Regions from separate parts of the Homo sapiens genome. Here region 2 is linked to region 1. A link is an interaction called in ENCODE POLR2A ChIA-PET data of the cell type or tissue named here. Cell type or tissue: MCF 10A. All regions are shown on one strand. Each heading gives the region's core, and the rest is flanking DNA. Links, peaks and the distances in the headings are about the cores only. Region 1 has its middle 27 kb from the start of TMEM171. Region 2 has its middle 16 kb from the start of LINC02230.

The links. Peaks named below come from ENCODE experiments on the same cell type or tissue, not always from the same donor. Only the 100,000 strongest peaks of a DNase experiment are listed, where the experiment ranks them.
Region 2: POLR2A ChIA-PET joins it to region 1 with 8 read pairs; 1 of 35 experiments calls an interaction of 5 or more read pairs at or near these places.

Annotation. Positions count from the first base shown.
Region 1 is chr5:73,091,331-73,096,718 of GRCh38, forward strand. No RefSeq gene overlaps it. Among named protein-coding and RNA genes, the nearest start is that of TMEM171, 27 kb to the right of the region's middle. In MCF 10A, for the core only: no CTCF peak of the experiment used is centred there; a DNase peak (open chromatin) is centred at 2,841.
Region 2 is chr5:73,319,291-73,324,678 of GRCh38, forward strand. No RefSeq gene overlaps it. Among named protein-coding and RNA genes, the nearest start is that of LINC02230, 16 kb to the right of the region's middle. RefSeq lists enhancers at 2,118-3,317, 2,598-3,205. In MCF 10A, for the core only: no CTCF peak of the experiment used is centred there; a DNase peak (open chromatin) is centred at 2,651.

The DNA.
Region 1 (5,388 bases), core at 309-5,308:
TTCATACCATATGCCCATCGTTTTCTTCCTTTTTCCTCTTCATCCCATTCCCACCTCTGTTAGACTAAATGATGCTAGCTGCTGCAATAGCTAAGCACAATACTTACTACATTGCTCTTATCACAGTCATAAGTAGGTTTGAGGAGGAGTTCTGCTCCATATAGTAATTCAGGGGCCCAGGCTCTTCCCATTCTGTGATTCTGCTTAAAATCTTCATTTGGCCGGCAGATGAAGAAAAAGCAAAGATTAGATGGGAGTTTTTATGGGCCAGGCCCAGAAGAATTGGCATCATCACTTCTGACCATATTCCATGAGCCAGGATTTGATCTTGTGGCTCCAACCAACTGCAAAAAAAGATGGGAAATGTAGTTTGGTTATGTGCCCAGGAAGAAAACGGGGTTTTGATAAACACAGAGTAAACCTCTGCCATGTACCCCACCCCTGCTCCATTTTGTTATTTTCTTTGTTCCTTTTTCCTAATGTGCATTTAATGGTTTCAGTGGCTCTCAGTATTAAAGGTTTTTTCCATGATTTCTTACTGTATGTAGCTATTTTATCCATATTTTTAAATATATATAATTATTTCCATACGCCTCCTAATGATCGTTTCTGAATGAACATTTGTGATAACTCAGAAACCACTGCTTATCTTTTTAGCATGAGTGTTTTATCTGTCAGTAATGTTTTTAGCCTCAAGTAACAGAAACAGAACTAAGAATGGTTTAAACCAGCAGTACCAACCTTTTTGGCACCAGGGACCAGTTTTGTGGAAGACAATTTTTCCATGGATGAAGCGGTGTGGGGAGATAGTTTCAGGATGAAACTGTTCCACTCAGATCATCAGTCATTAGTTAGATTCTCATAAGGAGCGTACAACTTAGATCCCTCACATGCGCAATTCACCATAGGACTTCCGTTCCTGTGAGAATCTAATGCTGCCGCCGATCTGACAGGAGGCAGAGCTCAGGCAGTAATGCTTGCTCACCTGCTGCTCACCTCCTGCTGTGCAACGTGGTTCCTAACAGGCCACAGATCACTACCAGTCTGTGGTCTGGGGTTGGGGTCCCCTGGTTTAAACATTTTTTTCATATCACAGCTCAAGTTACCTCTTGTTGGCATTGGTCAGAACAAGTCATTCGCCCTTTCTTTACGGTTGGAGTATGGCAGCCATAGCTCCAGACTGTATGTGTTTACATCCACAGCTAGGAGGGACAGTTCCAGTATGTCTGTCTTTTTTTTGTACGAAGAGTAAAAGTTTTTCCAGAAGCTCCCAGCTCGTATCTGTTTACGTTCTGTTGGCCTGAATTATGTAAGACAGGCAGAGAAAACAAGTAGCCTTCATAATGAAGGTGGGTAAAGGAGAAGGGCCTAGGAATGGCTGGAAGTAAGCTGGCCAGCAATCAGACACAGAATTTCTGCTGGTACAGGCATGTTTCCATATAGCATATTGCCAAGCAAGTCTGCACCTATCCCAATCAACTTTTTAACCCATTTTTTAAATAGTGTGAACTCAGCAATGAGCAGGATGAACTTAATTAAGTATTCAACTTTTTAGGAACAGTAAACTGGTATAATCTTTCTGACGATTTGAATCCAAAGGCTTTAAAATTTTTTTTTAATCTATGTATCATGTAAACTAGTCATTCACTTGGGAATTTGTCCTAAGAAAATAATGAGACATAAGCAAAATTATGTATGCAAAGATGTTTATTGCAACATTGTTTATAGTATGCAAAATTGAGAGGGTTGGCTGAGTTGATAACTCCCATATAGTGATACACTATGCGGCTTTTAAAAATAATTGTGAAGATCCACAGTCACTGATATTGAGATATTACCACAATATTATTAAATGGTAAAAGGTAATATGCCATTTTTGTTTTTAAAAGTGCATACATCAGGCCAGACGCAGTGGCTCACGCCTGTAATCCCAGCACTTTGGGAGGCCGAGGCGGGCAGGTCATTTGAGGTCACAAGTTCAAGACCAGCCTGGCCAACATGGTGAAACCCCATCTCTACCAAAAATACAAAAATTAGCCAGGCATGGTGGCGCATGCCTATAATCCCAGTTACTTGGGAGGCTGAGGTGAGGCAGGAGAATCACTTGAACCCACGAGATGGAGGCTGCAGTGAGCCGAGATCGCACCACTGCATTCCAGCCTGGGTGACAGAGTGAGGAAAAAAAAAAAAAAAGCATACATCTAGAGCAAAACTTTTTGCAAAAGCATTCACCAAGCCGTTATAATCTATAGGTGGTGGGATTTTTATTTTTAACAATATGTTAGGTGTTATCTAAATTTTTTTATAATTAGTACATATTACATCTACAATTATAAACTAACTATGTTTTGGAAAATAGTTGCATAGAGTGCAAGTTGAACTTTCTGTTGATGCACAAAGATCTCTTCACATAAGGATCTTCCTATTTTGATTATTGCCTTGCCTTACGTGGTCCTACCAATATAGCCAGGTTTTTTGTTTGTTTTGTTTTGTTTTGTTTGTTAACGTATGAAGTAGATTGCTGATCTAATTTTTATTCTTTTTGGTCTCAAAGCCAAATGTCATATTTTGTTTTCCCTAAGTGGATACAGGATCAGTTTGTTTTTTTTTTCTGGGAATATATTTTGCCCAAATTACTCTCTTAAGAAAAGTGTCGGCCGGGTGCGGTAGCTCACGCCTGTAATTCTAGCACTCTGGGAAGCTGAGGTGGGCGGATTGCCGGAGCTCAGGAGTTCAAAACCAGCCTCGCCAACATGGAGAAACCCTTTCTCTACTAAAAATACAAAAAACTAGCTGGGTGTGGTGACACATGCCTGTAGTCCCAGCTACTCCCAAGGCTGAGGCATGAGTCACTTTCACTCAGGAGGTGGAGGTTGCAGTGAGCCAAGATCATGCCACTTCACTACAGACTGGGTGACAGAACAAGGCTCTGTCTCAAAGAAAAAAAAATGTGATCCAGAGAAGTGACAGAGGTTAGCCTTTGGCAAAATTAAGAGCCTTTTAAGTTCAGAACCTTAATGTCATCACATACTCAATGAATAGTGACTGTTTACACCATTGAAATTCCCAAAAAGAGTAACCTAAAGAGTGATGAGCTTGCAACAAAGATTAGGTTATTTGGTTTTTCCACCTTCTGTCAATAAAATATTTCCATTAGTTGGGGAACTTATGGAGTGAATTTCAAATTGTTCAGGAAGTGTAAAGGCATACTTTGAAACCATCTTCATGCTATTTGCATGAAGCATGTTTCAGTATGACAGGCAACCAGGGTACCTGCTTGAGGTAAGGTGACCTTTAAGGTTGGTGATTGACTGTATACATCAGAATCATAATCCTGTCAGTGCAAAATTGCAGTTGCTTGCTTTACTTCTTTTTGATCTGAGTTGATGGCACCCACAATATTTAGAAGTTCTGGGGTCTCTGACCCCAGGCACCTCCCCACTCAGATTAGGGAAAGTCCCCTCGAAGTACCAGCTCATTAGGAGGAAATCAGTGAGTAATTCACAATTTAAACATTTCACACATCTGCAAAGTAACTATGATCAGTAATGACCTCTTTCCTACCCAGTTTTTCAGGATGTAGGGGGCTTCAAAGTCAAACAGAAGCGCAAGTTGTTTTCTTTAAGAGGGCTTACAATGATGGACTGCATGTACGACGGCGGTCCCAGACTGTATATCTCTAATACAAAGGTTAAAAGCTAAAACTATAGCCAAAATAATTTGTTAAAGGATACACAATAAAAAATGTAATTTTTTAATTGAACAAAATGTGGGGTTGGGAGTAAAATGGATTTCCTTTTTTTTTTTTGTATGTAATAAGATCAAGTTGTTATCAGCTTAAAAAGCAGGGAGGTCATTACAAATTAGATTCATATATATGAGCAGATTTTTGTTTCTCCTGAAAGAAAACAAGTCATATGAAATAATGTGAAACATAGAAGATTGCTAATAACTACTAAAAATAGAAATTTGGTTTGTAGGCAGACTATGAGAAAGATAAGACATACCTATGTGCTTCCTGAAATCTTTGGGCAGCACATATTATGTGGGAATTTTTAAATATAAATATTTTCAAGTTCAGTAATTACTGTAGCCTTCAAACGTCCCAAAGCATGCATATTTTATGACTTAAATAAATTTTTCAGATATTTTCTACTTTGCTATAAAAGTCTTGTGAATGTCAACCTCTGTTTATTTTTTTCATGTGAATGACTGCAAAACCTCTGCATCACCTAGAATTGGCTTAGAGCAGTCAAGGAAAAATACCTAGATATCTGCTATATTATTAGTGTCTTTGAGGTTAGCTTCTGAAAAGAAACTCTGGAGAATATGTTTCCTCTAATGAGGCGTTAAAGTGCTGGTCAGCCAGTAGGACTGACTCCCACAGATAAGCTTCTGCCTCTTAAGCACCAAAGTTTGTTTTGTTTTGGAGGCAGAGTCTCACTTCGTTGCCCCGCCTAGAGTGGATCACAGCTCACTGTAACCTCAAACTCCTAGGCTCAAGCAATTCTCCCCTGCCTTAGCCTCCTGAGTAGCTGAGAATACAGGCGTGTGCCACCACACCCAGCTGTTTTTTTTAATATTTTGTAGAGATGAGGTCTCACTATATTGTCAAGGCTGGTCTTGAACTTCAGCCTCAAGAAATCCTCCACTCCGCCTCCCAAAATGCTGGGATTATAGGTGTGAGCCACTGCACCCAGCCAAGCACCAAGATATTGTGGGTGATAGGTACCATGCAGTGCCCTGTGGAGATTTTTAACTGAAAATATTTATGTCAAATTATTACGCAAGTATACTCTGCCTTCACAGCTAAGTAAGCTTTTTATAATCCTCTGTTATTTTGCAACTTTAAACCCACCACTCATTGTTATTCCTTTCAACTGCAAAAAAAAAAAAAAAAAAAAAAGCCACTTCCTTGTTTAAGAGCAAAGGTGTCATGAACACCGCTGTTTGGCTATGCCCTTGTGGCTCCAGAAATGTTAACAGTCATCTGAAAGCACAGGTCTCTCTCTAAGTCATGAGGTTTAAACACATAGCTCACTGTTACTGGGTACAGTTGAAGGGCATCTTTTAAATGTGAAATGACTACTTAGCAAAGTGGCTATTTCATGAGAAATGTGGCAGTCCTCACCCTTAGTCATCCTAGCTGTGGCTGGTAAGAGTTAGAAAATGGTCAGCTCTGAGGGGCAGGCCTGTTGTTGGGTCATTCCCAATTTGGATATGTGAACACCTTAGCTTGCCTTCTGTGGTTAGTGCTAAATGTAAAATTGGCTCTAACATGCTAAATTGTACAGACATAACTTTTGTGAATCTCCTAGGGAAGTGTTTGTAGAGGCAATGCCAGGAAGCCGCCTTGAAGATTAGCAGAGGCATAACTAGCCTTGGGCT
Region 2 (5,388 bases), core at 276-5,275, 230 kb after region 1:
GAAAAATATAGATGAAGTCACAAGATTGATTAAAATGTCAAGGGAGAGGATGTGGAGAGAAAAGAGAAGAGCTCATTTGGTTAATTCTGCAGCATCTAAAATTAGCATGGGTGCCAACAACATATTTTGGTAATAGTCATACATATTAATGATCATGCCCACTGACACATATATTTTTAGATTCAAAGGTTCTAGTAAGAACATATTTCTTACCTGTGACACCCTATTTCCTGTCCTCTCCTAGCCTCAAGCCCCTCTTCCAGGATTGAGGTTTCTTGTATTTACTCACCCACTTTTATTTAAAAAAAAAAGCAAACCTCTCCTAAGGTTTCTGTCCCACCTGTGGGGCCCCTGAGCCATGGTCCAGCAGTTTTCTTCTCCCTGTACACCCTCCACATTTGCCACCAGACCTTTCATACCACAGAGCTTGAAGCACCTGAACATGGGATTGATGGGCTCAGGCAGCTTCTGCATGGTAGTGCCTGCTTGAATTTATTGCCACCACCACCAGTCCCAACCAGACACCAGGATCTGAACTGCGTTGGACACCCAGTCCAGATTTCTATCTGAAAATCTTTTGCTATGGTCTTTTAATTGCAGGTTTTATGGAGACAAAAAGAAATGGCTGACTTTAGCCTCATGATGAGAATGGTGTTATGTATGGTTAACTTGAGCATATTGTAAGCAGTGATAGAGTTTCTGCTATCTGCTCATAATTCCCTCTTCTCCTCAAAAAAAAAGTAGTGAAAACTCATAGCCAGTGTGGGAGCCAGCTTTCAAGATGGCCTCTGGTGGTGTTCACCTGCTGGTCTTCACAACTGTTGTATGCTTCCCTTCCATGTTATAATAGATTGATTCTGTACGGCCAATAGAATATGGCAGAAGTGTTGGTATGTCACTTTCAAGATTTAATTATAAAAGGTACAGATATATTAACCTATTAACCTATAAGTAGAGCAATCTATCTCTCTAATCACTCATTCTGGGAGAAGCCATCAGCCATATTGTGAGCTGCTCTGTGGAGAGGCCCAGATGGTAAGGAACTGAGGCCTCCTGCCAACAGCCATGTGAGTTCGTCATCTAAGAAGTGGCTCCTCCAAGCCTCAGCCAAGCCTTCAGATGACTGCAGCCCCAGCCAATATCTTCACTGAAACCTTCCAAGAGACCCCAAGACAGAAGCACTAGCTAAACTGCTCCTGAATTTCTGACCTACAGAAACTGTGAGATAATAAATGTTTGTTATTTGAAACCATTCAGTTTTAATGGTAGTTTGTTATGCAGCAAGATAACCAATATAACCAGGAATGGGGATCACCCCACACTTATTCCTCCTCTGGATGTCCTAGCTCAGCTAAGCTTCTTCTTGGCCCTTTACCACTCTTGTCATCAGATGGTCTGCCCTGAGATGAGAACATCTTTGCACATGAACTTGCATAATCAGCCTTAACCTCAGTTCATAGGCTAAATTAAAAATTGTTAATAAAGATGTGGAAAAATAATTATTTTAACTGGTATCTAAAGAAAAGCAAATTAATACAAATATAAAATTCTATTTTTTATTTATCAAAATAGTAAGGTTTTAGAAAACATTGATACTTAATGGTGAAAAGGTGGTTCAATCCTTCTGAAATGTATTAAGAACATTCAAAAATTTTGATCTTTGATGCAGAGTTGATTATACTTCTAGGAATAGATCTGATGAAAGTAATGAGAAATGCAGATAGAAATTTATAGCTAAAGATATTCACTACAGCATTTACAGTAGCCAAACATTAGACACAACCTTTGGTCCAACAATAAGGGATTTGTTTTTAAAAAAAGTTATGGGCCGAGCACGGTGGCTCATGCCTGTAATCCCAGCACTTTGGGAGGCCAAGGCAGTTGGATCATGAGGTCAAGGGATCGAAACCATCATGGCCAACATGGTGAAATCCCGTCTGTTCCAAAAATACAAAAATTAGCCAGGCGTGGTGGTGCATGCCTGTAGTCCCAGCTACTCAGGAGGCTGAGGCAGAAGAATCACTTCAACCGTGAGGTGGAGGTTGCAGTGAGCTGAGATCACGCCACTGCACTCCAGCCTGGTGACAGAGTAAGACGCTGTCTAAAAAAAAAAAAAAAAAAAAAAAAGGTACATTTATTTTATTTGAAATTATGTAGCTACTGAAAACTAAGGTTATAAAGTTTTTTACTATGTGGAAAATGTTTCAGTAAAAATATAGGACACAATTATAAACGCAATATAGCCTTAGTTCTAGAAATGTAAATATGCATGAATCGAAAACTGGGGAAAAATGTGCTAAAATATTAGCATCAATTATTGTTTGAATAATCCTCCCCAGCAACGATTTGGAACAATTATTTTCTTCTCCATAGTCCTCAGAATTTTTAGAATTTTCACATTGGAGAGGTATTACTTTTAAATCAGAAAATAAAATGTTTAAAAATTGCATAGATGTAGGCAGTATAGCTTCTTAAAGTATCCAGTATTTGCCTTTGCCTTTTATCCATGAACCACAATGTTTTGGGTGATTCATGAATGATTCACATCAAAAGCCCTGGCCTATCTAAAATTTCATATTTCTTCTTGCTCTTTCAGGTAGGAGATTAATGAACATTCCAGAATGAGACTATGGCGTGGGAAGGAAGTGTGTAATGAACCCAGGAGGATGCCTAGGAGATGTGTCCATTGTAGCATTCTAGGTGTGACCACAAAGTGCCCAGCATGTGGCATTCTGAAGAAGGCCCTATGAGCTCAGCATTCTATTTCCTTTACTCAGAATGGAAGCAGGAAGATAGAATTCAATTGCAAAATGTTGGTCACTGACTCTGAAAAGGATTCAAATTACTGACAGCTTAAAGTAATCAATGCTATGAAAGCCATAATTATCCCAATACTGCAAAGATTTGGAGGTTTAACAACAACAACAACAACAAAAACCAGTTCTCCCAATCTGTGTCTTTCTGTCTGCATCTCTGTGGTTACATAACTAGAAAAGGGCCGGTTCAGGAATGAATCCCAGATGGCTCCGCTCAGTGTTTGCTTTGAAGTCGGTTCAATTCGATTTATCTGGTCTGTGGTTTGAGGATAGGGTGGAAGGATCCAACTACACAACAGTGCCCAGACCCCAGAGTAGGGACAGAACATCTGCTTCCTGGGCACAAGTGCATGAGGAAAGGATTTACCCTTCAAGGGTGTTGATTCTGATCCTGGCTACATGGGGGAGAGGGGTGTGGGGTGTTGCTTCCTGGCCTGCTCAGCCTGGGGTCTCGGGGGCTGCTTCTCACCCTGCTGTGTGAAAGCCATGGCTGTAAGTCCCAGCCAAGCTTGGCCCCACGGGTCTCCTACACCCAGGAAGGTGTCAGACCATCTCAGCTGGGTAAGGTCAAGTGGGGCCCCGGGGTTCCGCCCTTCATTGTGGGTCTTGGTATTTATAGCTTCTCGCTCTGTTCATTTTCTCTCAGGTGGTTAATTATATCATTTCTCTCTCCAGTTTTCTGAAAGGAATAATTGACTCAAGAGGCTGGCCTGTCAAATATTTGTGTAGGGCAGTGTGCAGTGACTGAGGAAGGCATGGAAAGTGAGACAGTGCCATTGAGAATGGCGGGACCACAGAAGGCCAGTGCCAGGAAGGCACTAATGTCATCTAGTTCCCAGGCTGCAGACCCAGATGGCTACAGGGACAGAGCAGGTTCCCTAAAGGCGGGAACTGGGCTGGTATTGAGCAGAGGGACTGTAGGTCGGAGAGTGCGCACCCTTCCTAAAGATATGCAAATAAAAATGTTAATAATAATTTGTAGCCCAAAGAAAACACAATTGCAGGTTGGATTTGGCCCAAGGGTCAGCATTTGGACATTCTTGGGTGGTCCTGCACCTTCAATGTACAGACAATAAACAGGTCCAGGGACCTATCCAGTTGATGACTAGCCGAGCCTAGAACACTAGTCTTCCAGCTCCCTGGCCAGGGGACCTTCTGGTCTAGATCTCTGCTGACAAACTGACGCTGTGACAGCCCCTCCACCCTGCACCCCATAATGACAGTTTGACAGAAAAAGAAAAAGCACTCTGTCAACCCCTACTTATTTCAGGAAATGGCCAGCTACAGAAAAATGTCCACCCCTAACATGAAATGTCCCATACTGCTCGCTTGCCCACTTGCCAAAGGTCTGCCCAGCATCCTCGAAGACCGATCAGAAAGTCTCCCTGCTTCCAAAATTCCCACCCTAATAGAATGATTGCTGATCAGAGACCGTCTCTATATTTCTCTTTCTACTCCATGAAACACGTTGTCCTTTCTAACACTTTTCAACCCCTGCTGAAACCAAAGGGACCTGCAGATGCTTCCCTTGCCACAAGCTTATCAAGAGACACTGCACTCCCATATTTATTGCACAATAGCCAAGATTTGGAAGCAACCTAAGTGTCCACAACAGACGAATGATAAAGAAAATGTGGTACATACACACAATTCAGCCATAAAAAGAATAAGATCTTGTCATCTGCAACATGGAAGAAACTGGAGGACATTATGTTTGTTAAGTGAAATAAGCCAGGCATGGAAAGACAAACTTTGCATTTTCTCACTCATTTGTGGGAGCTAAACATTAAAACAATTGAACTCATGGAGATAGAGAGTGGAATGATGGTTACCAGAGGCTGGGAAGGGTAGTGGGGTGGGGGTAGGGAGGTGTGGAAGGGGCAGATGGTTAATGGGTACAAAAATACAGTGGCATAGAATGAATAAGATTTAGCATTTGATAGCATAACAGGGTGATTACAGTCAACAAAAACTTATTGTACATTTTTAAATAAGTAAAAGAGTGTAATTGGAATGTATGTAACACAAAGAAATAATAAATGCTTGATGTGATGGATACCCCATTTACCCTGATGTGATTATTACACATTGCAAGCCTGTATCAAAATATCTCATGCACCCCATAAATATATACACCTACTGTGTACCCACAAAAATTAAAAATTAAAAAAGAGAAACAGCCGTGTTCATTTTGTCCTGGACATAGGTTTGGACACTGGCATGTGTCAGAAGACTGCAGCTCTCAGGGATTTTGCCCCGTATCTGCCCGTTCCTGGCAGAGTAGATACTCTGTCCCCAGTCACCTGCAAACTGTAACTATCACTCTAAAGCAGCCTGCATTCCTAGGATGCCCCCTGGGAATTTCTGCTCCCCCTGCCCTGGAGCTGCAGGAGAGGTGCATGAGCCCACAAGGATGGGCAACCCATCAGTCCACCTCTGGGCTGTGCACAGTAATTTCGGTGCAGGGTGTTCTCCAGAGTCCAACCATCCTTTGTCCTTGGCGTCCCCCAGTCCCAGCCCCACCTCCTGGCCTCCCAGTCCTAACTTGGGAATTCTGTTCCAGCAGTACCCG